Regions from separate parts of the Homo sapiens genome. Here regions 1 and 2 are each linked to region 3. Evidence: chromatin loops called from intact Hi-C (ENCODE). Cell type or tissue: heart right ventricle. All regions are shown on one strand. Links, peaks and the distances in the headings refer to the core of each region. The heading gives the core; the rest is flanking DNA. Region 1 overlaps DOCK9 (dedicator of cytokinesis 9). Region 2 overlaps IPO5 (importin 5). Region 3 has its middle 80 kb from the start of SLC15A1.

What was found. A loop is a pair of places that touch in the nucleus more often than their neighbours do. Peaks named below come from ENCODE experiments on the same cell type or tissue, not always from the same donor. Only the 100,000 strongest peaks of a DNase experiment are listed, where the experiment ranks them.
Region 1: it touches region 3 in a loop (11-fold over the local background); 42 of 110 quality-filtered maps call a loop at or near these places.
Region 2: a loop joins it to region 3, with 2.8 times the contacts of the local background. A loop is called at or near these places in 26 of 110 quality-filtered maps.

What each region holds. Positions count from the first base shown.
Region 1 is chr13:98,835,412-98,843,411 of GRCh38, forward strand. It overlaps DOCK9 (dedicator of cytokinesis 9), which reads right to left. Exons shown (of 53, transcript NM_001366683.2): 39 at 2,083-2,198. Among named protein-coding and RNA genes, the nearest start is that of DOCK9-AS1, 7.3 kb to the left of the region's middle. In heart right ventricle, for the core only: CTCF peaks have their summits at 4,882 (motif pointing right), 5,085 and 7,667 (motif pointing left); DNase peaks (open chromatin) are centred at 4,900 and 7,630; H3K27ac peaks cover 239 bases.
Region 2 is chr13:98,022,123-98,032,748 of GRCh38, forward strand. It overlaps IPO5 (importin 5), which reads left to right. Exons shown (of 29, transcript NM_002271.6): 29 at 1-2,174. Among named protein-coding and RNA genes, the nearest start is that of IPO5, 74 kb to the left of the region's middle. In heart right ventricle, for the core only: no CTCF peak of the experiment used is centred there; a DNase peak (open chromatin) is centred at 4,478.
Region 3 is chr13:98,667,746-98,678,371 of GRCh38, forward strand. It overlaps the pseudogene RN7SL60P. Among named protein-coding and RNA genes, the nearest start is that of SLC15A1, 80 kb to the right of the region's middle. In heart right ventricle, for the core only: a CTCF peak has its summit at 5,468 (motif pointing left); a DNase peak (open chromatin) is centred at 5,606; H3K4me3 peaks cover 328 bases; H3K27ac peaks cover 906 bases.

The sequences.
Region 1 (8,000 bases), core at 1-8,000, 170 kb after region 3:
CAGCATCCAGTAATGCCAGAGAGTGCACCATACATTCGCCCACCTCCCAGCTGGGGGGAGGTGAGCTTTAAACAGGAAACATTTTTTGCATGCAGGCATATAAACCTGCACAGAGATCACCTTAGCTCTAGAAGCTCAATCTTCCTTGGGTGTCTCAGGGATCAGGCCCTTTGCCACAGGACCAGTGAGGAGCAAACACAGGTAACAGTGCTACTGTCAACCTGGAATTCACATCTGAACTCCTACTACCTTCCCATTCTGAGACTGGAGGCCAGATATTTAGAGATCCAGGAATAGTGACAAATACTCTTCTTTACAACTCTTTTTTTTTTTTTTTTTTTTTTTTTTAGACGAAGTCTTGCTCTGTTGCCAGGCTGGAGTGCAGTGGCGAGATCTTGGCTCACTGCAACCTCCGCCTCCTGGGTTCAAGCGATTCCCCTGCCTTAGCCTCCCGTAGCTGGGACTACAAGCGCACGCCACCATGCCTGGCTATTTTTTTGCATTTTAGTAGAGATGGGGTTTCACCATGTTGGCCAGAATGGTCTCGATCTCCTGACCTCGTGATCCGCCTGCCTTGGCCTCCCAAAGTGCTGGGATTACAGGTGTGAGCCACTTCACCAGGCCCCTCTTCTTTACTATTAAGCAAGCAACTTGAAGGGGGCTGAATTAGAACTGCAGGCTGTTCAGTTGTTCAGTAAGGAAACCGTCACTGTTCTCACAGGTGCCACTCAGACTGCACTTGTGCCCCGTGTGCCTGTAGCTCACCCCATGATACTGCTCTGCAGCTCCAGAATTTTCTGCTTATTTACCTGGTGGGGCACAGGAGGAGAGGGGAAGAAGGTGTTGCTGCTGCTGTTCTGAACTTAATGATTCATGTTTGAGACTGATACAGGTGTGCATGGCCAGATATTCACTTTTAAAACCTTCCTTGCCTATTTACTAAGAATTTTTAACTAAAAATACCCAAAAGAAAAGAGAGGCTCCGAAGCTTCTTTCATGTTTCTAGTAGAGGCACTGTGATGTTCAGGTCTCACACCCAGAGTTTCTGATCCAGTGGGTCTGGGGAGTGGCCCAAGGATTTCCATTTCTCACATGCTCCCAGGGCTGCAGTGGCTGCTGGCCCGGATACCACACTCTGAGAGCCCCTGTAGTAGAGGCTCCAGGTAATGAGGCGCTTCTACCCCGAGCTCATTTTCTTTAAGCTCTCATTTCCCAGTCTCTCAACTGGGCTCCTAGTAATGAGTTTCATGGGGACAAGAGAGGGGTGGCGGCTAAGGAGAGTAAAGGTATATAATAATAAAGGGACACGATGTCAGGAAAACTCTCATTATTCTTCCTAATAAAGGAATGTGCTTTATGAGTAGTGGAGACAAGTAAAGCAGAGAATGACTTGGGTCCTATTTCCCAAACACCCTTGCAAATAAGCAAACTGTTCCAATATTTATGGCATATAAACACTCATTCAATTTCTCCTTTCTATGCTAGAAATGGAAGTAATCATTTAGCAAGAATGAGAAGTATTGGGTTCCTAAAAACAGGAGAGTGGCTGAAGAGTCCATCTCCACCTACTTGAATATTATTTGCTAAAACTTAAAAACAAGACAAAAAAAAAACCCCTTTCATTTTCTATCTCCAAAACGTTTTTATCATTTAATGCAGTAACAGATAAAAAACTGAAAACATGTGTCTGTGTTTATTGCTCCTTTCTACATAAAAATCTAATTAAACGCTATAACATTTGGATATATTTAAAGATATTCAAGGCAGAAATGCCTGATTAGGTGCCTATATTCACCATCCTCAAGGTTCGAGCCAAGAGTTAACTGCCTCCAGAGACCGTGTTTCCACCATACCCAAGCGCGCAGCACACACTGACCAGTTAAATTTTATTTCAGGGCATTCAAGCCATTCACTGTGGAATGATTTCATTAAAGGAATTTAAAGATTAATGGTTTCCTTACAGGGACAAAAATAATTGCTGAAGTAAAAATGCAACATAGTAAGTTTGTGCTCACTGAGCTTACCAAGCAGAATGAATGTGAAAGGTAAAACTAGAACCACGAACAGCAAATTGATACAAACCTTAAACGCCAATGTAAATAGAGAAAGCGTGTCCAGAGCTGTCAGGCAAACCTCAGTAGCAATGTTGGCTTCAAGTAATGACTGGTGCAGAACATCTGCGTCCGAGTGGCCATAGCCTGCATGAATTACAACACAAGATTACTGCCCAGTGGTTCAGAAGGCAAGGCTGGCAGGATGCGGTAGGCACAGTCAACTTTTGATTATTCAGAAGGCCCACTTTGGGACCTTGTCTCTGTGTTTGCCTTTTTTTTGGGGTGGGGGGCGGGGTGGGAGGGGGAAGGAAGGGAGAAAGTAGTAATAATGTTTCAATACAATTATAACTTTTTTCCCACTCTGAAAGGGCAATAACCACAGCAAACATTTATTATGCACTTGCTGTGTACCAGCCACGATTCTATGAACTTTACACATATTCTCTCATTTAATCCCTCAACAGCCCTGTGAAGTATGAAGATTGTTGAACCCTTGGTGGAGATAAGGAAATGAAGGCACAGAAAGGCTAAACTTGTCTAAAGTCATACAGGTAGTAAACAGTGGAGACAGGACTTGGACCAAGACAGGCATTGATCGATTCTGCTATCCAGCAGGAGTGCTGGCAGAGGCTAAGATTTCCAAAGCTTCCCATGTAGACGGAGGCAGCAGCACAACGCAGGTTAAGAAAATGAGCCTGAGATCAGGCTGCTGGTCACTGAGTCCCACTCTGCCACTCACCAGCTGTGTGGCCTTGGCAAGTTATTTGGCCCCTTTATAACCTCAGCTGCCTCATCTGTAGAATGGGGATAATACAGTATCTACCTCAAAGGGTTGTGGTAAGGATTAAATTTGTTAATATTTGTGAAGCTCTTGGAACAGTGCCTGGCACACATTGAGCGCTATGGAGGTGTTAAGTCAATAACTTCAGGAGCTATGTTATCAGCAAGCTCGTGAATGATAATCAAGAGTTGACTGCGCTGTGCATAGTATTCTACTTGCTTTAAGAAAAAGCATAAAAGCCAACATGTCTGAAAGAAATGTTTAGAAAAAGAAAAGGACTTGAAGAATCTGTCATTTAAACTTAGCTTAGTCACACCTAATTTAAATACAAACGGATATCTTCTATATGTGGCAAAATCAGTTTAGTACTGATATAAATGCAATTTGACATACAAGTTGAGATTAAATTATGAAATGGTATGCATTAGCAGAAATACATATAGGGATGCAAAGATGTTACAGTATTGATCTAGATTACAAAGAAAGATGGCAATATAATAAAACACCATGTAATGTCTTTCTCCAAGGAGCAAAATTAAAGCGACGCCTCATTACTTAAGTAATTTTCCTAATACTCCAGAGAGGAGGACATTTTGTACATAGATCAAGAAAATGAAGTACAGAAAACCTAGGGAATGTTCTTGAGACCAGTAATGGGAAAAAAACAGAATCTACACTCCAAATTCCTTATCCAGGTCACTGTATCATAGTACATATTATTGGGAGAAAATCAAGTAACTAGCATGACATCATTCTGACTCAAATGTCAGAATTATAGAGTGGTTTTTAAAAGGCTACAGAAGAGCTTTAAAAGCTACAGAAGTGCTTTTTAAAATATGATAGAAATGCTGTTGTGTGCTTTTATCCAATGCTGCTTTGCTTTTACAAAGGTGGTGCTGAGATCCTGTTGTGGATCACATCACTTCCACTCTGCAGCACAGCCAACGTCTCTCCAAATTTAGTGAGGATCTGTAACACATCTCGCACCATGCTAGTTCTATTTCATTTTTTGCTTTTGGGGTACGAAATCTCCCAGAGAAAATAAAGGTGGATATGTTGGGGTACTAATGTTACTTGTACTGCCATGATGGTAATCCAAGGCATGACTTTATTCAGCGAGGTTGTTTGGTAAGATACAGAGACAATGAAAGAGGAAAACAAACAGGTCGATGATGACTGTTAAAGTGATCACATACTGTGGTAAGAGGGCACACACAAGAAATACAACACCTGTTATCAGACCAACCAAAATGATCATACAGGTCCAAGGGATCCTTTCCTGAGGGCTGCCATTTGCCCCGAATGAGTTTTTGTCTGGGTTCAATTTTAACAAGGAACTGGCTTTATTTTAATTCCTTTCTCTGCAAAGAACTGTCCTTTTCTTGGTCTAGATCACCAACAGGTGAAGTGCATCTAGGTGATGATTACCAATGAGATGGCCTGAAGAACTCCCATAGAATTTAACTACTCCTGGCTGAAAGCCTGCAACAATTAAAAATTAGAATTTGGCCATGTGCTGTTTTAAAACATACCATCAATGGACTATGCTAATTAAGTTATTATATAATTATGTATACACATATGGAAACATGGTACTGGGAAATGTTATTACACCATCTACTCTCCTTTAGAGTCAGATTCATACAGACATCGGTACGCTTGCCTGAGTCATACAGGAATCTAAAAGAAATGGTCCTTTTAGCCACATATTGTTATGCTTTGCTTTTCCTCCAACTGTTTCATCTAAAAAATCAGCAGGATTCCTGAGCTAGAGCTATTTTTTTAAATCCCTAAAAATAATTGGCAGCATAGAGAGGCTGAACCAGTCACAGAGACTGAGACTGTCTCAAGGCCTGGAACAGAGCTGTGCAGGAGGAGGACTTGAATCAACAATCACCATGGTATAGACCAACACAGGAAAATGAAGCTGAGCTAGTAAATCCAAGAAGAGGCAGAGAAATTATTTAAACTAAGGGTTGGCAATGTTTTGAAAGCTGATTAAGCAGCTTTTGACCCGGGCAAGTAAGGAGTGCGGTGTGAAGCACACTGATTTCCACTAGGGGGCCGTGGTGCCTGGGGCCCTGCACTGATTCGCTCCAGCCAGGCTCTTCAGGGACAGAGCTGCAGGACTTCTGCAGGGACGTGCTATCTCTGACACACATGCCCCGGGATGCTTTACGGTCCTTCGGATTCACTGCTCAAATTTATACAATTTTCATTCTGTTGTCATTCTGACAAGACTTATTCTAAAGCCCCCAAATCTTTCAAATACTCTGGGGCCACAGATGAAATTTGTCTACACTGAATTAACCTAACCCTGTTCTACAAACTCACGTTACCTGCATAGTTCAAATGAATAATGCTGACACATCGGCGAACCTCCTCCCTCCCCACCACCATGACATCAGAGGTAATGTGGTGGGCAGGACAGAAGCCTGAGGCCACATGCCTTTTCTGAATACCAGAGGACATTTGGGATAGAAGAGTAGGTCAGAGACGTATTCCTATAGGGGGCACTTCCATGTTGATAGCCACCTTCACTCTTTATGCAACCAAAATTCTTGTTCGTATTTTGACTTTTTTCCCCTCTAGCCCATAACATGAATCCAGAAACACAGTAAGTCTTATGAGAAAATATAAATACCAAATAACAAGGAATTTTCTTGCTGAAAGAACTCTCCAAATGTAGAAGACCTAGTCTCCTAGATACCTATTAACTCATGGCATATGGTTTTATTGAGTTCAAACATTTTTGCAAAATATCAAACTGATCAATATCTACACAATCTATTATTCATTTCCATCCAATTTTTATTGCTAAAGAGGTTTTCCTCACAGACTGGCAAAGAGTAGAGAATAGAATAAATAGTGATACCCCAAGGTAAAATTTATATCATTTGATATCTGCCCTTTGATCCACAGACAAAAAAAACAAATATGCTCAGAATGCCTTGTGGAGACACGGGCTGTAATCTAAGAGTTTATGCTTCAGGAGGTAGGCGTCATACCATCAGCTTTCTCTTCCCTGTGTCTTTTTTAAACCTAATGTTGAGTTGCATCTGAAAGTGGGACCTCATATGAAGTAAAGGCCCCAAGTGAAAATACTTGGTTTAAACATACCACACATCTTAAAATCCTCTGTAAGGATATTACAAATGACTGACTTTAAACATACACTGTATCAGACCTGCTCACCTCTGAGACCCCATCAATTGCAAGAAATACCAATCAATGACAGACTACCATATCCAGTGTAATGTGTAAGATATACCCAACTTTGGAAATACTAGAAAGTGTGCAAAAATGTGCCTCAGAATCAAGGAAACATATCTCAGAATCAAGGAAATAAGTGTCTTGTTTATGAACAAAATTTTTTTTTTTTTTTTTTTTTTGGAGACGAAGTCTCGCTTTGTCACCCAGGCTGGAGTGCAGCGGCATGATCTCGGCTCACTGTAACCTCCACCTCCTGGGTTCAAGCAATTCTCCTGCCTCAACCTCCTGAGTAGCTGGGATTACAGGCATGCACCACCATGCCCAGATTTTTCTGCATTATTATTATTATTATTATTTGTTTTTAGTAGAGACGGGGTTTCACCATGTTGTCCAGGCTGGTTTCGAACTCCTGACTTCAAGTGATCTGCCTGTCTCAGCCTCCCAAAGTGCTGAGATTACAGGCATGAGCCACCATGCCTGGCCACAAACATTTATTTACTATTTTGAGTATATGTTTAAAGCATCCAAGCACATTTTATCCAATTTTAAAGATATATTATCCATGCTTTAAAACTTTTGGAAAATATTTTAACTCAGAGATGTCTACATTCTCTGTATTTTTCATATTAATTCAATATGATGTACAGTAAAGGAATTTAATGATCACCTATATTCATTTTCCTGCTTGTGCTTTAGGTAACAAAGACATTTCGGAGTTAAATGGGGCCTGACAAGCCACGCCATCCAACTCCTCATGGCATGCTTAAGTGACCTGGACAATACCCCAGCTGGGCCTCCTCCAGTCTGTTTGCACAGCTCCAGCTGCAGGTGTCCACATGAACTTCACAGGCAGCTCAGCACATGCCACTCAAGGCCAGTTCAGTTAGAAAATACTTTCTGATTCTGATCTGAAATATTATCTGCAACTTGACCCAGTAATCTTTAACTGCCTTTTAGATCAAATTATATGAAATCCAGATTTTCTTTTCATGCTGCTACCTCTTGGCTGGTGTTCCCTGCATTATACCAGTGGAAAATATGAATTATGCAAATGAACTTGATGTATTCCTAGAACAACACGACATCAAAGTAAACATAGTGTTATTTTATATATATTTTGCAAATGCACCACTTATTTTCAAACACATTTCACTAAGTTTTCACCTCATAATGTGGTTTATAGACATGCACATATATACACATATGCATGTTCATGTACCTACAGTGTACCCTCTCTTTGTGGTTTTGTGCTATCACTCTCAATTTTTTATTTGACACAAATCTCTTCCACTGATACACAATGAGCACAAATTACACTAAATATGTCAAGGCCTAAGTGTTCTAAAGTTTATTTTCCATACACCTGAGTGATGGCCTAAACAACAAACCTGTCTTTTAAGGGTGTTTTTCAAATAGCTAAGACTACTTGGCCATCACGGGATTTGGGCATGGGGATTTGCTATTCTACTTCCTATCAAAATTAAAGAGTAAAGACAGGTTCTTGCTGGAGTTCCATGTGCAGTGCGTGTGGTGCCTTCTTCCATGTCCTGTTACCAGTGGTGATGGGGACAGACCTACAAAGGATTCCGTTTCCCATGGGCCTCTGCTGCTCCCTGCTGGTCAAGCTGAGTTCTGACAAAGCCTTTCCTACTCTACAGAAATAGCGGAAATGAACAATGCAGATGTACAGGGACTCTTCCTATTTTTATTCTCTTCTGAAATAAAATCATTTTGGACTCCTGGGGTTCCCTGGCAACTTTCTCACATATTGGATCTATGTCATATTGGTTGGCCCAACAGAAGGTATTGTATTTGTTGTTAAATGGGATTTTTTTTAAAGACATATGGCCATAAATTTCCCAAAAAATACCCAGGTAGAGATGAAAACAAACATGTACATATATATAAAACACACACACAAACATGTTCATGTACATACAGTATGCACTCCC
Region 2 (10,626 bases), core at 1,325-9,324, 650 kb before region 3:
TAGACATAAGGAAATTTAAGGAAAAACAGCTTTAAGAACAGTTACTCAGCGTAGATGTGTGTTCACACAAATTGCTCTGCATTCAGTGTTCATTGTGAATTGGGAGTGTGAGTCTTTCTGTAGGGTAGAAAGAAGCCTCCTACCCAGCAAACCAGTAGACCCAAAAGTTGAAAAAAACTGATGACAGACAACAAGCATGAAGATGGCATATTTGATGTCACTTTGGTTCTTTTTCCCAGAAGGCTTATACAGTGACTCAGTCGGGAAGCTTTCCAGCTTCCAGCCCTTGAATGTGAAGTGTCATTGGCATGTCTGGCAGTAGTCTCTCATTCACTCCTCAATAAACAACATTGAATACAAAAGAGGCTTGTGTAAAAACTCAGTACTGTCTGGCTTGGATTCATTTCATGTTTTTAATATAAGAATGATCTAATATTTTTTTAAAGTAATAGCTATCAGTAATAGCTGAGTGTTTTTTCCCCTAATATTTTCCTTGTGCAATTCAGACTTAAGCATCGAGTTTTTACCATCTTCCACTTTAAGCTAAGTTATGATACCTATTCCATTCACAATTGGTGTTCTTTTTAAGGTTTGCAAATTTCAGCCAATTTTGTAGCTAAGATTGTTCTGATCAGCTCAAAAAGATTTGGCTTAGTGTTTTCATTGCAAATTATAATTGCTGTAGAGCCACACACAACTTTTGAACTTTTAATTATAAGTGTTATGGCTAAAGTTATTTACTGAAAATTTCAGTAAAATGTGTGAATGTTTCTTTATGTATTAACCTCATAGCAGTAAATGACTTGCTGTTGTTTAATTTTTCTAAGGCATCTTAATAGACTTCTGTTGAAAACTTCAGTGTTAACATTTTTATAGTTTGTACTAAATTTAACCGTGATATAAAAATGAATTTTATGCATAGATCAGAATTTTAAATTAAAGGTTTTTTCTTTAAATGATTTGTATTACTTTATTAAAACTAAATCTGAAATGGAATAGAAAATAGAATGGATTACATACAGATGGTTTCCTTGTTAGCAGATGCCCTTCAAATATATTTTACGTTTGCAGCACAACACCATTGCCCGGAGGCTTCCGAATCTAGCAAAGCAGCATATTAAATGACTCCACCTGCGCAGTCCTTGTGTTCAGTGGATGAATACCTGTGGGCTCTTGTAATGTGTGGTAATATTTGGAGCTTTATAGCCTGTATTCCTTGGGAGAAAAAAATGGGAATTGGAGTAAAAAGTGTGTCAAGACAACCCCTTTCTGCTTTCTTATGTAGCATCTGCAAAGCCGATTCATGTACTGATGCCAATCAGCTAGAGCAATGTAGGCTTTTTTTAATTTAAATTATTACTACACTTTATTACTACACTTGCAGAAAAGAAACATGTTAAAATCATGGCACACCTGCAGAATTTCAGATGACAGTGTGGTCAGAAGATGTTTTTTGGGAGAACCTAGTGTTTGCTGGGCACTATGCTAAGCACTTTGGGAGCAAGAACCTCCTACCTTCCAGTTTAAACACTAGTGGTATTGTCAGATGCCGTTAGTATCTGAGATGTACTTACAGCAGGGTTCTAAGAGCTCTGAAAGAAGCGCTCTGTTAGATGCAGACTGGCAGCATCCTCCTTGATAAAAGCAGAAAAGCAAAGAGGTAATTGGAGTTGAATCAAGTTAATAGGGAAGGTTGGTAGTAAATGCTGTTAGTGTGACATGATTCTGAAACCCAGAGCTCAGAACTAACTGTGAGATGTACCATGAACTAACAATTCTTTGAAAGGACCTGCAGAAGCATTTTTAATACCTCATTCTGTCTATGCAAGATGAAAATCCATGGAGTTTTTTCTTGGCTTTTGTACCAAATTTAGGGGTCTTGCATGTCAGCAAGTGATATATATTGTTTATAAATGCAAGCTATTTCTGGAGGGGAAAAATGTGTGTGGCTCTTACGTTTTCTGGGAATTTTGTAACAAGTTACACGCACAAGTGTTAGAAACTTTGGCATAACTCAATTTGGAGTATTTTTTAAATGCTGTATCTTTAAAGAAAAGTAAAATTGTCTTAAATCTAATTGACACTTCTGTAATGAGAGGCAACCTTATAACTCTGGAGTTGTAGTTTGACAGAACCATCAGTAAAGACATAAGCAAATAAATGGTCTTGGTGCACCTGGTCTGATAATAAATAAGGGGGGTGCTTACTTACAGTCTTGCAAGCATTATATTTTTATGATCTAATCTTTTGAGTGAGTGCCTGTTTAAGCAACGTGAAAGGCTAAGGAGCTAGCTAAATGTTTTAATAACTGCTTCATTCTGCCTAGGAGGATTGTTGGGTCAGTTTTCTCTGCTGCACAGAAATCACTTTGCAGGTCGGGCGCGGTGGCTCACGCCTGTAATCCCAGCACTTTGGGAGGCCAAGGCAGGCGGATCACCTGAGGTCAGGAGTTGGAGACCAGCCTGGCCAACATGGTGAAACCACATCTCTACTAAAAATACAAAAAGTAGCCAGGTGTGGTGGCAGGCACCTGTAATCATAGCTACTCCAGAGGCCGAGGCAGGAGAATCACTTGAACCTGGGAGGCAGAGGTTGCAGTGAGCCGAGATTGTGCCATTGCACTCCAGCCTGGGCAACTGGGTGAGACTCCATCTCAAATAAAAATAAAAAAAAAAAAACGAAATCACTTTGCTTCTCTTAACCTTCTTTGCCACAAAAGATTAACAGCCAAAACCTGCCATGTTTGCTATTCCTAAGCAGATTTTCTTTCTCGGCCCTAAAAGTATGAGTACCACTATTAGAAGAAGAAAGTGAATGATCCACAATGTATGCACATCACACTTGGGAGGAAGCATGAATATTTATTTCCAGCACTTGGAACTTCTGAATGGTGGTGCTGAGGAGCAGGGGTTAATTCTAACAACATCCTGCCCTAGACTTAAACCCTTTTTTCCCCACACAGCTGTAACCCTTACAGTGTATGCCAGACAACATTTGGGCTGATTATTTCTATGTATTTATTATATTTGGATGAATACAAACATTTTAAAGATAAATTATAGCTATATTATTCACTTCTCAATGAATCCAAAAGTGGTACAATATAATTTTTTGTAAAACATTACAAAAAATTTTTTCTAAATTCCACTAAGGCAGCAGAGTATAATTATGAAATCTGTTCTTTCATGATTCAGGAGCTTTCATTGTGTATTTCCTTTTGATTGATCTATCATTTCTGTCCTCTTGACTAGCATTCAGATTGTAATGGAAACCAGAATAGTGCCACTTGATATGAATCAGAAATTAGTTCCCCTATTTCCCCTAAAAGTTTTGTAACAGATGGGTAGAAAATGTAAGAGTTTGGATCAGCCCGACAACTTGCTCCTGTGATCCTAAGGTGCACCATAAAAGACCATGGTGCTGTATGGTTAAGACCAGAGGTTGGCAAATGTGTTCTCTAAGTTCGAGATAGTAAATATTTTAGCACTCGTCACCGAACAAGTATGTGTTTGCAAGTTATAGGGTCTCACAAACTGCTTAGCCGTTGCAGTGCGAAAGCAGTCATGGACCATAGTAAACAAACGGGTTTGGCTGTATCCCAGTGAAACTTGACAAAAGAGGCTAGCCATAGCTGCTGACCTCTGAATCAAATCACTGTGTCAGTTAAAAAATCCCAGTCTACCATGTACTCAGCTTACCTAACCTCTGTATGCCTTAGTTTCCTTCTCTGTAAAATGGGAACAATAATAGTACATACCTTATAGAGGGTTCAGATGGATTTAGAAGCCAGGCACATTAAGCATTAGCTATCAGAATTACACCTAAATTCTATTAATACTTACAGATAATTTAAGCAAACTTTTTTTTTTTTTTTTTTTTTGAGATGGAGTCTCCCTCTGTCACCAGGCTGGAGTGCAGTGGCGCGATCTCGGATCACTGCAACCTCTGCCTCCCAGGTTCAAGTGAGATGCCTCCCAGGTTCAAGTGATTCTCGTGCCACAGCTTCCCGAGTAGCTGGGACTACAGGTGTGAGCCACCATGCCCAGCTAATGTTTGTATTTTTAGTAGAGACAGGGTTTCACCATGTTGGTGAGGATGGTCTCTTGACCTCGTGATCTGCCTGCCTCGGCCTCCCAAAGTGATGGGATTACAGGTGTGAGCCACGGTGCCCAGCTGCAAACTTTTTTTTTTTTTCAAGTTCTCTAATCAGCCTTGGCATTAGGAGGAAGCCTAGAAAGTTGTGGAAAATATTGGGAAACTTTGCAAAGTCAGTGAAGTTGTGCCATAAACGTGGTGTATGTGGACTATTTTACTTTCTTGACACTGTGATTCTGGTGTTTGAAGATGCCTGATCTGCATAAGACATGGCCCTAAATGCACCCATTGCCTCATCTGGAGCTCCACCCTAAAAAGCAGCAGTCTGTCCCTGTTTGGAGAAGACATTCAGTTTGCTGCAAGAGCTGGTTTGTTCGGTACACTGAACTGTAGGTCACCAGGGACTTTTGCCCCCATGCTCACATGAATCTGGCATCTATGTAGGATGAGATCACTGTCAAGGCCATTGTACAGGAGTGGACAGCTGGAAAGCTTTGCCCCCTGGGGTCACACTTCCTGCCTGGCTGTGGCCCCTTGCGGGAGCTCCTTAATCTCTTACATAAAGTTAACGGCTACCACACAGGGTTGTTGTAAGGCTTAATATATGTATAAAGCACCTAGAGCAGTGCCTAGCATTGTAGATTTGATATTATGAGTACACATGCTGAAGAGATGGAAGTACATTTGGATAGCATTTCTTTTTGTTAGTGTCAACCTAAAAGAGGATCTCAAAAAGAAAACGTTTATTTGGGAGTAGAGCATTGCAATGGGAATGTACATGCCATCATAGATGATGAGTATATTGAGGGAAAAAAAGGTTTTTGTGGGTTTTTTTGGTTTTGTTTAATTTTGTGATGACAGAGTCTCCCTATGTTACCCAGACTGCTCTTGAACTCCTGGGCTCAAGTAGTCCTGCTTCAGCTTCCCAAAGTGCTGAGATTACAGGCGAAAAGAGAAAGGTTTATAAAGGAAGAAATGAGGATTACATCGTTGTTTTGAGATAATTATCCCTGACTGCACAGGTCAGTAACAAGGGTGATGCCAGTCCAAGGTTGACAAGCAGTTGGATGTGTGCTTGCAGAAGTATTTTTTGTGTGAGGTTGCAAAGGCCTTTGTGCAAAGTTGTGATTTTTGTGGTCTTTGTCATCATGCGTACAAACATGAGAACCCTCTATGACCTTTCTAGCTGTTTGTCCGGGTGTTCTTAACATTAGTGACTCCTTTTTTTTTTGAGACGGAGTCTTGCTCTGTCACCCAGGCTGGAGTGCAGTGGCGCAATCTTGGCTCACGGTAACCCCCACCTCCCGGGTTCAAGTGATTCTCCTGCCCCAGCCTCGTGAGTAGCTGGGATTACAGGCATGTGCCGCCATGCCCGGCTAATTTTTGTATTTTTAGTAGAGACGGGGTTTCACTGTGTTGTCCAGGCTGATCTCGAACTTCCAACATCAGATGATCCAGCTACCTTGACCTCCCAAAGTGCTGGGAGTACAGAGTGAGCCACCGAGTCTGGCCTAGTGACTGACTCCATTTTGATTCTGACAATTTTCAAATTAGTTACCTATGGCATAAAACATGCAAACCATGGAAAACGGAAGTACTTGCTAATCAAGAATTTGATTGACTTTTATTAAGCTATTGACCAAAACTACGTTAGGCTTGCATAATAAAGGGCTGAGTAAAACACATGGTCTCTGCTACAGGGGACACATCATTAAGGAAAAGTAAAGGGTGCACTGGGTGTACCCTTTGATGAAGAAATCAAAGAAGTAAATTCACTTAATATTGCAAATAGGATGTGCATTGAGCTGCCTCAGTTTCAGCATTATAGCAAACTGCACCAAAGATAAAAATACATGTGCTCCTGGTCATTGAGAAATCCCTCCCCAGGTGATGCATTTTCCAGCCTTGCTACTCACAATTGGTTGTTCTTGGGCTGCTGCAGAGGTGACCCAGAGTGGGGCATTTGTGACCAGACAGGTCACCGGATGTGCTCCCTTGGAGGGTGAAGGAGCCAGACAGGCAAGCAGGAAGTTTTGGTCTCCCAAACTGCCTTACACCCAAACCCAGATCCTTCCTAGGGGCAGTATTGCTATGAGATAGTCCCCTTTCAATTAACTGACAATTGGGTTGGCAATGAAGAAAACCTGCCAGATTATTTGTAGCCATTTAGAAAGTTGGCCCCAACCCCCAGAGCAGTTACTGTCTTGTTTCATCCGTTCCTAGAAATCTCCTAATGGGGTATGTGGTCTTGTTTGGTGTGTCTGTTTCTGTCCCGAGTGTGCTGCTGCTGCTTAATCACACTCCTGAATTTTCTCAAATCTTCTATGATTTAGGGATTAACTGGCATGTTTTATCTAGTTTTAAGAATTTAGCCAGCCGGCCCAGTGGCTAATGCCTGTCATCCCAGCACTTTGGGAGACCAAGGTGGGTGGATCACAAGGTCAAGAGTTCGAGGCCACCCTGGCCAATATGGTGAAACCCCCGTCTCTACTAAAAATACAAAAATTAGCTGGGCGTGGCGGGAGGCCAAGGCAGGAGAATTTCTTGAACCTAGGAGGCGGAGGTTGCAGTGAGCCAAGATCACCACTGCACTCCAGCCTGGGTGACAGAGCGAGACCCCGTCTCAAACAAAAAAAAAGAATTTAGCCATTGAGGCTGGGCGCAGTGGCTCACACCTGTAATCGCAACATTTTGGGAAGCTGAGGTAGGTGAATCATTTGAGCCCAGGAGTTCAAGACCAGCCTAGGCAACATGGAGAAACCCCATCTCTACTAAAAATGCAAAAAAAAATAGGCATGGTCGTTCAGGTGTGTAGTCCCAGCTACTTGGGAGGCTAAGGTGGTAGGATAGCTTGAGCCTGGGAGGCTGAAGCTGCACTGAGCCATGATTGCATCACTGCACTCCAGCCTGGGTGACAGAGTGAGACCCTGTCTCAAAAAAAAAAAAAAAAGCCATTTAAATAAAGTCCCTTTTGATTAAGAAATATTGAAAGTGAAAATATTTAAGCAGTTAGGACCCTATTGCATTTTCTAATTTGAAAAAGAATGTACAGTTTATTACTGAAGGGTCAAAGAAGATAGATGTGTTTGAAGAAAAATATAGCCCATCACTATCTTGAGTGTTCTCCAATTGGTTCTCATGGGAAAAGGCTGCCATTATTACAAATGGTCAATAGCCAAAAAACAAAGGCTCACATTGTAGCTGATATTTCAAGAAGAATAAAAATACAAAACAGCAACACTAATGTGGAGACTGGCGATGGGCAGAGACCTCCTTCTGGAAGGAAATTAATGAAATGCCTACATGTCTTTCTGATGGGTAGGAACTATTCTAAGAAACCAACTGCCCACCTGGTTAACCCAACCTGAATTCTTTAACCAGACATTATATAAGTCAACAATGAGGCCGGGCGCGGTGGCTCACGCCTGTAATCCCAGCACTTTGGGAGGCCGAGGCGGGCGGATCACGAGGTCAGGAGATCAGGACCATCCTGGCTAACACAGTGAAACCCCGTCTCTACTAAAAATACAAAAAATTAGCCGGGCGTGGTGGCAGGCGCCTATAGTCCCAGCTACTTGGGAGCCTGAGGCAGGAGAATGGCGTGAACCCGGGAGGCGGAGCTTGCAGTGAGCCGAGATCGCGCCACTGCACTACAGCCTGGGCGACAGACAGAGCAAGACTCCGTCTCAAAAAAAAAAAAAAAAAAAAAAAGTCAACAATGATTAACTACATTTATTTTTTGCCTCTAAAATATCTCTACAACAAAATCTTTGAAATTTAAGTAAATTTATAACACTCTTGACTAAATTATCTGAAAAGGGTTTTTTTTAAAACGTCCTCCCATAAGGAAAGATGATCAATTCTTATGTATCGTTCTAGGGATATAAATATTCAGGAGGCTTTTCAGAATAAAAGTTAAATCATTTTAGCTGGGAATTCTCAAAATTTAACCCTGTTAAAGATGAAAGTTGGCGGGGCGCGGTGGCTCACGCCTGTAATCCCAGCACTTTGGGAGGCCAAGGCGGGTGGATCACGAAGTCAGGAGATCGAGACCATCCTAGCTAACATGGTGAAACCCCGTCTCTACTAAAAAAAAATACAAAAAAAAAAAAAGATGGAAGTTAAATATCTTTTGCCCTTTTCAATAAATGACAACCTATAAATTAGTATGGCCAGTGCTGGTGATCATCAAAATGTTGAGAATAGCATCACCATACTGAGTTAGAACCTCATTTCATCTTAAACTAAGTGGCATTGGGCCAAGTCTCCTTTAGTACAATTCAGCATATGAAGTTCTATTCTCATTGGGGAGCATATTTTCAAGTATGCGTTTTTATAAATTATAACAATTGCTTATTTTTTTAAATGTAATAACATTGTTCTGTTTTTAACATTTATTTTATGGTTACCTTCTATTTATGACAAATGAGTCAGGCTCGGTGGCTCATCCCTGTAGCCCTGTAGTCCCAGCATTTTGGGAGGCTGAGGTGGGAGGATTGCTTGAGCCCAGGAGTTCCAGGCTGCAGTAAGCTATGATTGTACCACTGCACTCCAGCCTGGGTGACAGAGTGAGACTCTTGTCTCCAAAACAAAAACAAATACCAGTTTTTCGTTTGTAGTAATGATTTAAAATTTTCTTTTCAAACACTTCAAAAAAAATAAAAGTCAGTGAGTTGATTTATTTTTAATGTAATGTAAACAGAGCTACAGTTCTGAGGACGTGGCAAAAATCATGCAGATGATACTGATGATGGAAGTTCAGGAAATCCTTTTTCTTGGCGGAGGGTAGCCATGCAAATATGTCTCTCAGAAGTTTTGTTCTACTTAGTTTAAAGAGATACAATGACTCTGTGGGACTGGATGAACAAGGCTCAGTCAGCAAGAAGAATCTGTCTCTGCCAACTCTCCCCATTAAACAGTAACTTCCCACCCACCACCCAGGCTCCTGGCAGCCCCCATTCTACTTTCTGTCTCTGTGAGTTTGCCTACTCCAGATACCTCGCGTTAAGTGGAAGCATACGGTATCTGTCTCTTCGTGTCTGCCTTATTTCACGCAGCATTATGTCCTCAAGGTTCATCCTGTTACAGGATGGGTCAGAACTTTCTTTTTAAGGCTGAATATGTTGCCTCTCTTTTATTTTTCTCTCTCTCTCTCATCCTTCTAACATCTGTATGACCAGTTTGCTCTATTAAATCCCTGTTTGAAATACCTAGTATGGTCTCTGTTTTTCTGATTAAATCTTGACAGATACTAAATGTACACAACAATTTATTTAGTGTATTCGATGTGTATATTTTTATGAGTAAATTAATAAGAAAAATACATTTTTTACTCTGTGATCCTCAGTTTTGACAAGTTAAACATTCCTTAACATACTCGTAAGAAGAAAACAATGTATTCAAGGAGGAAATGTTCATTTAATATTTTCAAGAAATGAATTCATTATAACAAGTTTTAGTTAATCAGTTCATTTGGTGAATTCAGATCATGGATAGTGGGCAAATCGATCTTTTAGTAACATAGCTTTTGGCAAATTAATGTTTGGTAAATTGGCCCCACTATTCTCTTTCACCCCAGCCTGGCTCAAAAGTCATTTCTTTTGTTGTTGTTCTTTTTTTTTTTTTTTTTTTTTGAGATGGAGTCTTGCTTTGTCACCCAGGCTGGAGTGCAGTGGCACAATCTCGGCTCACTGCAACCTCCGCCTCCCAGATTCAAGTGATTCTCCTGCCTCAGCCTTCCAACTAGCTGGAACTACAGGCACATGCCGCCACGCCCAGCTTATTTTTTATACTTTAGTAGAGACGGGGTTTCACCATGTTGCCCAGGCTGGTCTCGAACTTCTGAGCTCAGGCAATCTGCCCACCTCGGCCTCTCAGAGTGCTAGGATTACAGGCGTGAGCCACCGCGCCTGGCCCCAGCCTGAATTTGAATTGCATGTATATTCTCTATTTCCAAATCTCTGGATTTGGAAAGTGGACTTAACATCATTTTCTGCCTCAGTTCACTCATTGGGAAATGGAGAAACGCCTCCTTGGTATGGTTGCTGAGAGAATTGAGTGTGGACAGGAATGCAGAAGGCCTGGGAACCACGGGCAGACGCCCTGTGCTGTGCTGAGCCAGCAGAAGGCCTGCCTGGCCCTTGTACCTTACATCTCCATTCCCTTAAGAAAAGGAGAGTTTCGCAATTTCTAAAAATTAGCATCTACGGTGTCTACTAAGTTATTTTATCTCAGAACAAAAATGTAACAGAAAGGTTGATAGTGTACACAGTAAAATAATAAATGGAATTTGTGGTGACTGATTTATACTGTGATTATCTTAAAACCTAAGAACATTATATTTTAAAAGTTTTGCTCTTTTATCTGAAAATGCAAAATGTGTTTTTTATTATATATTTTAAGGATTCATCATCCCTGAATTATGCTACAGGAAAGACAATTGCCACCCCACAAAATCAGTATATGGAAAGTCTTATTACTGGGTTTTTTTCATAATTCAGACTATCAATAGTTTGTATTCTGAGCAGCTTA
Region 3 (10,626 bases), core at 1,507-9,506:
TATTTGTCTTTCACGACATTGGCATTTTGTAGGGGTACAGGCCATGTGCTTTGTAGATTATTTCCCCATTTTATCTTTGTTTCCTAGTGATTATGATCAGCTTTCTTGATTAGAATCAGGTTGTTCATTTGTGGCAGGGTTTCTACATAAATGATGTTGGATCCTTCTCAGTGCAATGCATTAGGAGGCATGTGATGTCAGCGTGTCCCATTACTGCTGATCACTCAGGTAAGACAGTACCCTCCCGGTCTCTCCACTACAAAGTTCCCTTTTTTCCCATTGCAATTAATAAATTAATTGTAGGGATAGGCTTTGAGATACATCCTGTGCCCCATTGTATTAGTCAAGGTTCTCCAGAGAAACAGAACCAATAGGATGTGTGCATGTGTGCGTGTGTGTGTCCATGTGCGTGTGTGTGTGCGCGTGCACAGAGACAGAGACTGATTTAGTTTAAGTGGCTCCTGCAACTGTGGAAGCTGTTGAGTCCAAGATTTGCAGAGCTGGCAGGTTGGTGGCCCAGGGAAGAGGAGATGTTGCAGCTTGTGTCTGAAGACAGTCTGAAGGTAGGATTTCCTTTTTCCTCAGCGGACCTTAGTCTTTCTCTTCAGGCCTTCTGCTGATTGGATGGCCCCCCTCCCCCATTAGGAAGGATAATCTACTTTGCTCAAAGTCTGCTGATTTAAATGTTTAGCTCATATAAAAAAGACCTTCACGGCCACATTCTGGTGTTTCAGCAAATATTTAACCCAGCCAAGTTGACACATAAAACTAAGCATTACCCCTGTCAAACTTTCACTGTTTCCCAGTGGTATGGTATACACAATTATTACTTTGACGTATATAATTCCAAAGTATTTCATTTTTTAAATATTTAAATCTTTGCTTCATTTGGAACTTATTCTGAGTGCAGTGTGACCTATGGATCTAACTTCATTTTGCTCCAGGTTAACTATCCTACTTTCCTATCATCGTTTGTTGAAAAGTCCATGTTTTCTCCCACCAATTTGATATGACAGCTTTATCGAATTCTAAATTCCCATATGATTGCAGTTCATTTGGATCTTTATCTTCCATTCCATTTGCTTACTTGTCTTTTCATACACCTGTATTTCCTGTTTTAAGTAAAGAGGATGTAGACCATTGTCTTTGGGTCTCTTGCAGTTTTCCACATCTTGTGAGCTGAAGATGCCTTTGGTCCAGACTGTCTTTATGAGGATATTTAGATGGCAAACAGCCTTGAAAGATAGAGATGGTGGCTCCCTGAAGTGAAGGACAGGCACGCCTATGCCCACCGTAAAAGATTTGGCTTTCCTAGGCTCAGAGCTCCTTCCCTTAGTGTAATACACAGTACATGCCGGTGTCCCCTGGCCCATTCTATGTCACCTTATGGGAATCAGGGGCTGGGAAACCCACACAAGAAAATGTTGATAATGCGGACACGTGGCTTTCCCCAGGAATCTCATGTCTTCTACTGGCATCATGAAACTGTGCAGGGTAACTTGTTAGCTTGAGAGAGGACGAAACATCACACTCTCCACCATCCTTGATGCCTCATACAGTCGTCTCTCCTCGACGCTCTTCTTTTTAGTTTTCCTGACATTTTTCCATGTCTACTTGTCCCTGTAAACTTAGAATTATCTAGTTCCAAAATGAAATCAATCAATTGAAGAAACAAAAGCTTCCAGTATTTTTATATGGAGTGTGTTAACTTTACAAGTTGATTGAGGGAAAATCTGTCTTCGTTGTCGAATATTCTTCTTTTCCAGTCTCATGCTCGACTTTGTAATCTGGGTCCTTATTAATTACAACTGAATTATAGCCCTTCTAAGAATCAAATCTTGGATTTAGTTTTAAATAAGTGAAACCTTAGGATGAAGAGCATAATGGCCAAAATGTGGCCTGTCATTTAGCAGAACCTGGGCTCCATCTGAAAAGTGAGGCAATAACAGAGGCAATCCTGTAGGGCTACTGGGGAGACCACGTGCATGAAGGCATATGGGTCAGGCGTGAGGAGGGCTGGATAAATGGCAGCAACTGTTATTCTTATAACTGGTTCTTTGTTGTAATAGTGATCTTTCATCTCATTTGGTCCTAAAAGTCCCAGTTCTAACCATTGTAATATGTGCAAATCTGTACAGTGAGGAAAGTCAGAATAATTCTTGCAATATGGAAATATGATTTATTGGACTCCTGTTGAACACAAATTCATTAATTTGACTAATATGGTTATTATCATCTATAAATAAAATCATTTCCCTCAAATTTATCTTTTAATTGAAAAACATTTCACATTTCTCATGGAGGCCACTACTTAATCATTTTTACAGTGTAATGAGAATGAGAGCCCTGCTTATTCAGAGAGGGGTAGTAATTGATGGCTGTGTTCCCTAGCAGAACTATTATGCTAAATCTGGGTCATCCATCCTTGGAAATGTTTGGTTCATAGATTAAAACCGATAGAAGGCACTGCAATCTTCAGAGTTTTACTGGAATTTGGCAATTTGCTTCATTCTAAGATATATTTTTCAATTCCCAATATTTCATTTGGATACTAAGAGCCCTGCCTTTGAGGTCATAATCAAGTGACTGAGTGATTTCCATAATTACATGCTAATTTTTAAGGCCTAAATCTAAAAGCGCAAGGGGACGCCTGAGTTGTTAAGGGCAAACCACTGAGCACAGTAACCTCGTCCAGAGGCAGGAGCGAAACTCAGGCAAAGCCTGTGTGGGTCTCATGGAGAAGCCGGTGGGACTTAAGACACAGCGCCCTAGTCCAAAGACAATGCCCTCTCTTATCTGTGACCTGGACGCTCCCTCCCTGCTTCGAGTCTTCCTGCCTTCGCTTCAAGTTGTCCCGCCTTTCCAGATGGAACCAATGTACTTCTTACCTATATCATTGATGCCTCATGTCTCCCTAAATGTATAAAACCAAGCTGTGCCTTGACCGTCTTGGGCGCATGTTATCAGGACCTCCTGAGGCTGCGTCACAGGCGCGTCCTCAACCTTGGCAAAATAAACTTTCTAAATTAATTGAGGCCTGTCTCAGATGTTCTGGGTTCACAGTATGGACCACATTTTCTTTATCCAGTGTATCATTCATGGGCATTTGGGTTGATTCCCTGTCTTTGCTATTGTGAATAGTGCTGCGATGAACATATGTGTGCAGGTGTCCTTATAATAGAATGATTTATATTCCTTTGTCTACCCCTACTCTTAAACATAGAGCAGACAGCCAAGGGTCATAAGACATCGAATGAGATCTGCTATTTGAAAAACATACCAAAAAACAAGCACATCAGAAAAAAAGGCAACTTGGGGAAAATAGAGATTACGTAGGGTAAAAAAACTTCAAAATCCGTATGTCAACTGTCTGAAACTTCTAAGAGAAGACACTGTAATCAAGAAGTACAAGCTGGATACTATAATCAATAACAATTCAGGTAATTAAAAAGCCCTTTGGATTGAAGACTTGATGAAGGAAGTAAAAAATACATGAGAGAGCTTAGAGCATAGCTGAAGCAATCTCAAAGTAGAGGCTGGGCACGGTGGCTCACACCTGTAATCCCAGCACTTTGGGAGGCCAAGGCAGGTGGATCTCTTAAGGTCAGGAGTTCGAGACCAGCTTGGCCAACATGGTGAAACCCTGTCTCTACTAAAAATACAAAAAATTAGCTGGGTGCGTTGGCAAGCACCTGTAATCCCAGCTACTCGGGAGGCTGAGGCAGGAGAATGGCTTGAACCTGGGAGGTGGAGCTTGCAGTGAGCCGAGATCATGCCACTGTACTCCAGCCTGGAAGATAGAGTTAGACTGTCTCAAAAAAAAAAAAAAAAAAAAGTGAGAAAAAGAAGTAGGAGAGAAAGGATAAGAAAATTAGAGAGCTGGTCAAGGAGGACTAACCTCTAAATAACAGGAGTCCAGAGAGAACAGAGGAAGTGGAAGGGAGAAAATTAAAAATGAAAAATTCATAAAAATGTCCCACAATCAAAGGACATGAGTTTCCAGTTTGAAAGGGCCACTGGAGCATCAGCACAATGGTTAAAAATGGGCCCATGCCAGATATATCATCATGAAATTTCAAATTTCTAGAACCCAACAGATGATTCTACAAGCTTCTGGAGAGAAAAACATTCTTACACACAAGATCCATAACAATCAGAATGCCTTGGGCTTTTCAATAGCTGAAGCATTGAAAGCTGGAACAGTGGAGTGATACTTTCAAAATTGCCGGGGAACACTGGGCATGGTGGTGTATGCCTGTAGTCCCAGCTATTCAGGAGGCTGATGGGGGAGGATCGCTTGAGCTCAGGAGTTCTGGGCTGTAGTGTGCTATGCCAATCGGGTGTCCACGCTAAGTTCAGCATCAATATAGTGACCTCCTGGGGGTGGGGGACCACCAGATTGTCTAGGAAAGGGTGAATTGGCCCAGATTGGAACTGGAGCAGGTCAAAACTCCTATGCTGATCAATAGTGGGATCGTACTTGGGCATAGCCACTGCATGCCAGCCTGGGCAACATGGTGAGGGTCCATCTCTTTAAAAAAAATTACCAGGAAAAATGGTCTCCAGCTGGAATTCTATACACAGTCAAATGTCAAGCAAAAGAGAAGGGAGAATTCAAACATTTTCAGACCTGCAAGACCCTAGAAAAAGTTTACCTCCCCTATTACCTTTCTCAGGAAGTCACTACAGAAAAGTACCCCACCAAAAAAAGGGTCTTCTTTCTAAGTCAAGAAAGAAGATGATATGGGGTACAGGAGGTGACAAAGTGGTGAGATGAAGGGGACCCCAACATAGTTTTTTGTTTTGTTTTGTTTTTTGTTTTTTAACCCAAACCAAAAATGGTCAATACCCAACATAGTTTTAGAAGGATTTCTCTGAATTCTGCTGTACAATGGGCCTCCAGGTTGGAGTCCTTCAAAAGGTTCTTCAAATACTGAAATTAATAGAATACTCATCAGAGTTGACTAAAATATCAGCCTTCATTACTCTCTGCCTCCCTACTCTCTTTGTTTCTGCTTTGTGACACTTATCCACACCTGACGTTAGACTCTCTGTCAGTTTATCTGGCCTACATCCGTGCCTAGAAAATAGTAATGCTTACTAAATATTTGTTGAATGAATGAATAGATGAGGACATATGTAAAATAATGCAAACCCTGGCATGTAGGAAGTGCTTTGTCAATGTGAATTTCTTTCCTGAATTTCTCCTAATTCAGGTAAAGCCCGTTGCTTCCACAAGATGTCTGGTGCCATCTGGAGGAATTGCGATCCCTGCTGGAATCCCTACCTGAGTCCAGACAGACTGTAAGTCCGCTATGGCCAGTCCCAAGATTGAAACTTCTAGAAATACAAATACTCAGTTTCGGACAGGCCTTCTGATGTGTACGCACAAAAAATTCCTAATTTCTGACATTGAGAAAAGCCTTTTGTTGCCATGTTTTCCTACAAATGTGCTTTCCTGCCATCTTGTGGCCAATCTGGGGAACTTGCAAACAGTTTGCCCGGACCTCACTCAGTCTAAAGAAAAGCTCCGGGAGCTGGGCTTGCCCAGAGCCATTTGGCAAAGCACCTGTGGTCATTTGACCACACCCTGGGGCCATCCGGCTTCTCAGACGCCCATGTTTTCGAAACAGGAAGCCACTGAGGTCACTGCTCTGTTTGGTGGCTTCTGCTGGGGACAGCTGAGAGAAGTGCCTGACCTTTGTCCTCCCATTTAGACACAGCCCCACTATTAACCCTGTCATGGTTGGACCCCAAGGATTTGCTCTGAGCATTCCGTGAACACCTGCAAACTCCTTGAGGGCAGGGCTTTATCTATGTTTTACCCCCAGTGTATCATACAGCATTGAACACATAGTAGGTGCTTACTAAATAAATGTTGTTGAAGAGATACTATCATTGGAGCATCTAAGAGCACTTCAATGAGCCAAGTCCAAGCACTTTACATAGATTGTCTTATTAAATTAAAGTGACCAACTCATCCTGTTTGGCCAAGGACTGTCCTGAGAATCCTCTCAGTCCTGGACCAACGAGGGCAGTTGTTCGGTCCCCTTAATGCAAATTCTGGCAACACCTCTCTGACATTGACACTACCATTATCCCCATATTTCAGAGAGAGGACTGAGGCTCAGAATTCTAAGAACTTGCCCATTATCACACAGGTCCTAAGAGCTCCCTACTTAGGGACTTAAATCCAAATCTTGGACTCTGCGACCTCCGTTCTCACCACCGTTCTGTGCTATTCCCTGAGAGGCAGCGCAGGTCCTTGCGTCGCAGATGGGGCTGCCTGTCTCCAAGGCCTTCCCTGCTCCTATGACAGTGGAGGTGTGAAGGGGATTGGAAGTGTCCTCGAGTTCTTTCTGAAGAAACACATCAGGCAAATAACAGATTTATAAAGGTGAGCTGAGGGGCGGTGGGGAGAGAGAGAGGGAGAGACAGAAAACATGCTCTTCTTAGCAATTCCACCTTGATATGATTACAGACTGGAAGTCTATACCTAGACTAGTTAACCAGGAAGGCAGATGGGAACTTGGATTTCCTACTTCCCAACTGTGGTTTCTGTTTCAATCACAGACTACTGCAGTCACCTCTCTGTTGGAAACAAACATTGACTCTCTGCTTCCTCCCAAGGTGCAGGCACTCTCAGAATTCGAGAGAACAGAGGCACAGGAAAGCCATCATCAAGCTTGGGTTTGTCTCTGTCACTTACAGAGTTGTAGGATCTCGAGCAAGTTATTGAACCACAGTGTGCCTCAGTTTCCTCATCTGTGGCATGAGGATGCTGATATGCTTACCTCCAAGGGCTGCTCAGGGTATTAAATGAATAAAATGCTCAAAGCCCTTAGAACAGGCCATGCTGAAAGTAGCAAATATCTTTCTCTTGTCTCCCACATTTCATCTGTCAGAGAATCCTGTTGGCTCCATCAACCTCCAAAGTATATCCAGAATCCCACCACTTCTCACCACCACACTGCCACCTACCTAGCCAGAGCCACCCTCCTGGAAGGTCACTTGGGAACCTGCATGGACACTTGGCCCCTTTCAGTTTATTCTTTTTTTTTTTTTTTTTTTTTTTGAGACGGAGTCTCGCTCTGTCGCCCAGGCTGGAGTGCAGTGGTGCGATCGTGGCTCACCACTGCTCCGAACTCCTTGGCTCAAGGAATCCTCCTACCTCAGCTTCCTGAGGAGCTGGGATCACAGATGTGTGCCACCATACCTGGCTAATGTTTAAATTTTTTGTAGAGATGCGGTCTCCCTATGTTTCCCAGGCTGGTCTCCAACTTCTAGGCTCCAAGTAATCCACCTGCCTCAGCCTCCCAAGTACCCAAGTGGCTGGGACTACAGACGCGCCACCACGCCCAGATCACTTTATTCTTAAGACAGTAGCTAGAGGGGTCCTGCCACACAGCAGTCACGTGACTTCTAGGCTCAAAACCCTCTGTAGACATCTCAAAAGCCCAGGCTTTCACCCTGGCCTGCCCAACATGAAAGACACACCCTTTCTCTCCGCCCTCAGCAACTCGCTCCCCTCACTCCCCTGATCCTGTGTGCTGACCTCTCGCTCTCCCTCCTTCCCCCTCCCCACATCCTGTATGCCGGCCTCTCGCTCCCCTCACTCCCCTGATCCTGTGTGCTGGGCTCTGGCTCTCCCTCACTCCCCCTGATCCTGTGTGCTGGCCTCTCAAAGACACCAGGCATGCCCCGCCTCCGGCCTTTGCACGGCTGCCCCTCTGCCAGGCACTCTCTGCCCTCACCTTGTTGAAGTGGCTGCTCACATGCCACCATCCCAGGAAGCGCCCTCTGACCATCCTTTTCAGTCACAACCTCTGTCCCTCTGCTCTATTTTTTTTTTTTTAGATCCATGGCACCCAACACCTCCTACTATACCACATCATTTTCCATAATTTCCTTATTCAGCCCATTTGTTGCTTATGGTTCATCGGCTGCTGCGAGAATGCGAGTGTGCACAGAGGCAGGGGTCTGGCTTCTTTTTGTTCTGGGAGGTATCCCACCTGCCTGGCATGTGTCTGCCCTTGGTGCATGCTCGGTAAGCATGGGTAGAACAACTAGCACAGGGCAAGGGCTCACCCAGGGGCCTTTCTTGGCACCACAAGGGCCTTACCCCAACCCTGGGAAGCGGGCACTGTCTTTATTTTACAAATGGTGACGTTGACGCCTCCAGCGGCCTGCCCAAGCTCACAGCTCAAGGAAGGGAAGAACCAGGAGCATGATGTGTTTCCACCCTCGCCCTGCAGTCTCGCTGCAGCCCCACCCTCCCGAAAGCACGCGTTCACCCAGGCTGCAGGGTCTCTCCCTGTGTCCGCTTCTTGCCAGCACCTGCCTGCTGCCCGACCCCTCCCGCCTGCAGGCAATTTGCCCGTCTCCACTTGCCAGAGGCACCTCCCAGGCCACACCACAGAAAGCCTGCACACTCCGATTTACCTCCATGTCCCGTGTTGGTCACTGCTGTGGTTTGGGAGCCACCGCCCTCTGCTACTGACTTGGTGCCTTCCTGGACCTCCCTAGTGGGCTCATCTGTTTCATCTTTCTGTACACTCATTAGGGAAGATGGGCACACACACACAAGCACCCACGCACGCACGCACGCACGCACACTCTCTCGCTCCTGCTGTAGGTCCTTAGCAACTAACGACTAGTTGTGCCTGTTAGTAGCTGGGTGGGACTTATTCCAGATCCTTTCCAGGTTTGTAAATCAAATCAAGGACCTGAGTCAGACTCCGGACTTACTGAAGTTCAACCTTCCTGAAGACGAAAACAGGCTGAGCAGCATGGATGGCAAGGCCGTCTCTGCCCCAAGGCACCAGCTGGCGGACAGGATCTCGGTTCCATCTACCAGCCACTGCAAAGCAGGGACATGTGTGTCAACCGGGCCCTGGGACAGGTGGTCTGGGCCTCCCCTCTCTTCCCTGTGGTGATGGGGACAGGGAACTTTGTAGGAGAAACCTACGAAATGGAAACTGTGAAGGGAAATGCTTTTTTTTTTTTTTTTTTTTTAATGAGATGGAGTTTCACTCTTGTTGACCAGCCTGGAGGGCAGTGGGGCGATCTCGGCTCACTGTAACCTCCACCTCCTGGGTTCAAGTGATTCTCTTGCCCCAGCCTCCTGAGTATCTGGGATTACAGGTGCCTGCCACCATGCCTGGCTAATTTTTGTATTTTTAGTAGAGATGGGGTTTTGCCATGTTGGCCAGGCTGGTCTCGAACTCCTGGCCTTGGGTGATCAGCCCACCTTGGCCTCCCAAAGCGCTGGGACTACAGGCATGGGCCACCGTGTCCAGCTGGGAAATGCTTTCCTTGACTCAGTGCTAGGAGTAGGATGGCCCCAAGCACAAAGGGCTGCTTAGTCAATCCTCTGACTGCCAGAAGGTACAAAGCTCTTAGAGCCTGACATGGTTTGGATGTGTGTCCCCTCCAAATCTCAGGTTAACTGTGATCCCCAGTGCTGGAGGTGGGGCCCAGTGGGAGGTGTTTGGGTCATGGGGGTGGGTCCCTCCTGAATGATTTTGTGCCATCCCCTTGGTGATGAGTTGTCGCTCCGTTAGTTCACATAAGACCGGGTTGTTTAAAAGTCTGGGATCCCCCCACTCTCTCTCATTCCCACTCTTGCCATGTGATGGGCCTGCTTCGGCTCTGCCTTCCGCCGTGGTTGTAAGCTTCCAGGGGCCTCGCTAGAAGCCAAGCAGAGGTTGGTGCCATGCCTGTACAGCCTGCTGAACGGTGAGCCAAATAAAACTCTTTTCTTTATAAATTACTCAGTCTCAAGTATTCCTTTATAATAACACAAAAGCGGACTATGAATAATACAGGGCCCCACGCTGGCCTCCAGAACATTCAGCCCTTAGAAATGCATGGCTTTTTGTTCCAGGCGCGCCAGAACAGCACCCCACCAGATTCGCTTCCCGTGGCTTTTGAGTCTTAAACATATCTACGGCGTCTAGGAGCCTCATTAGAACAAACCAGACATTACATCAAATGAAAACCCCAGTGGTTCTGAATCACCAGATGTTAGCAGGAGGCGAGATGAAAAGCCACAGTCCTCTCGCAGCAGCTGCTGGAGGTGGCTGTGTCCTTGCTGATGGACCTGGAGGTGGCTGTGTCCTTGCTGATGGACCTGGAGGTGGCTGTATCCTTGCTGATAGACCCGAGATACCTGGAGACCCAGGCTCACTCCCTGCTCACTGCCTCAGATCAGGGCTGGAGACAGAAACCCGGACACACAGGACCCTCTTGAGAAAGCCCAGGAGCCCTCAACATCACAGGACACAGGCAAGTGGAAGGAGAATGGCTTTTTCGTTTCTCACACTCTGGTGGCCTCTGGGGTGAGGGGGAGTGGGGAGTTAGTGTGGAATGCGGACAGAGTTCCTGTTTTGCAAAATGAAAAAAGTTCTGGAGATGGATGGTGGCCATGATGAAAAAGTTCTGGAGATGGATGGTGGCCATGATGAAAAAGTTCTGGAGATGGATGGTGGCCATGGTCCTCCAGCAATGAGGATGTTCTTCATGCCACTCAACTGCAGACTTAAAAACTGGTTCAAATGGTAATGTTACCTTATCTTTATTTTGTCATAATTTTATTTTTTGAGACATTCTCACTTTGTTGCCCAG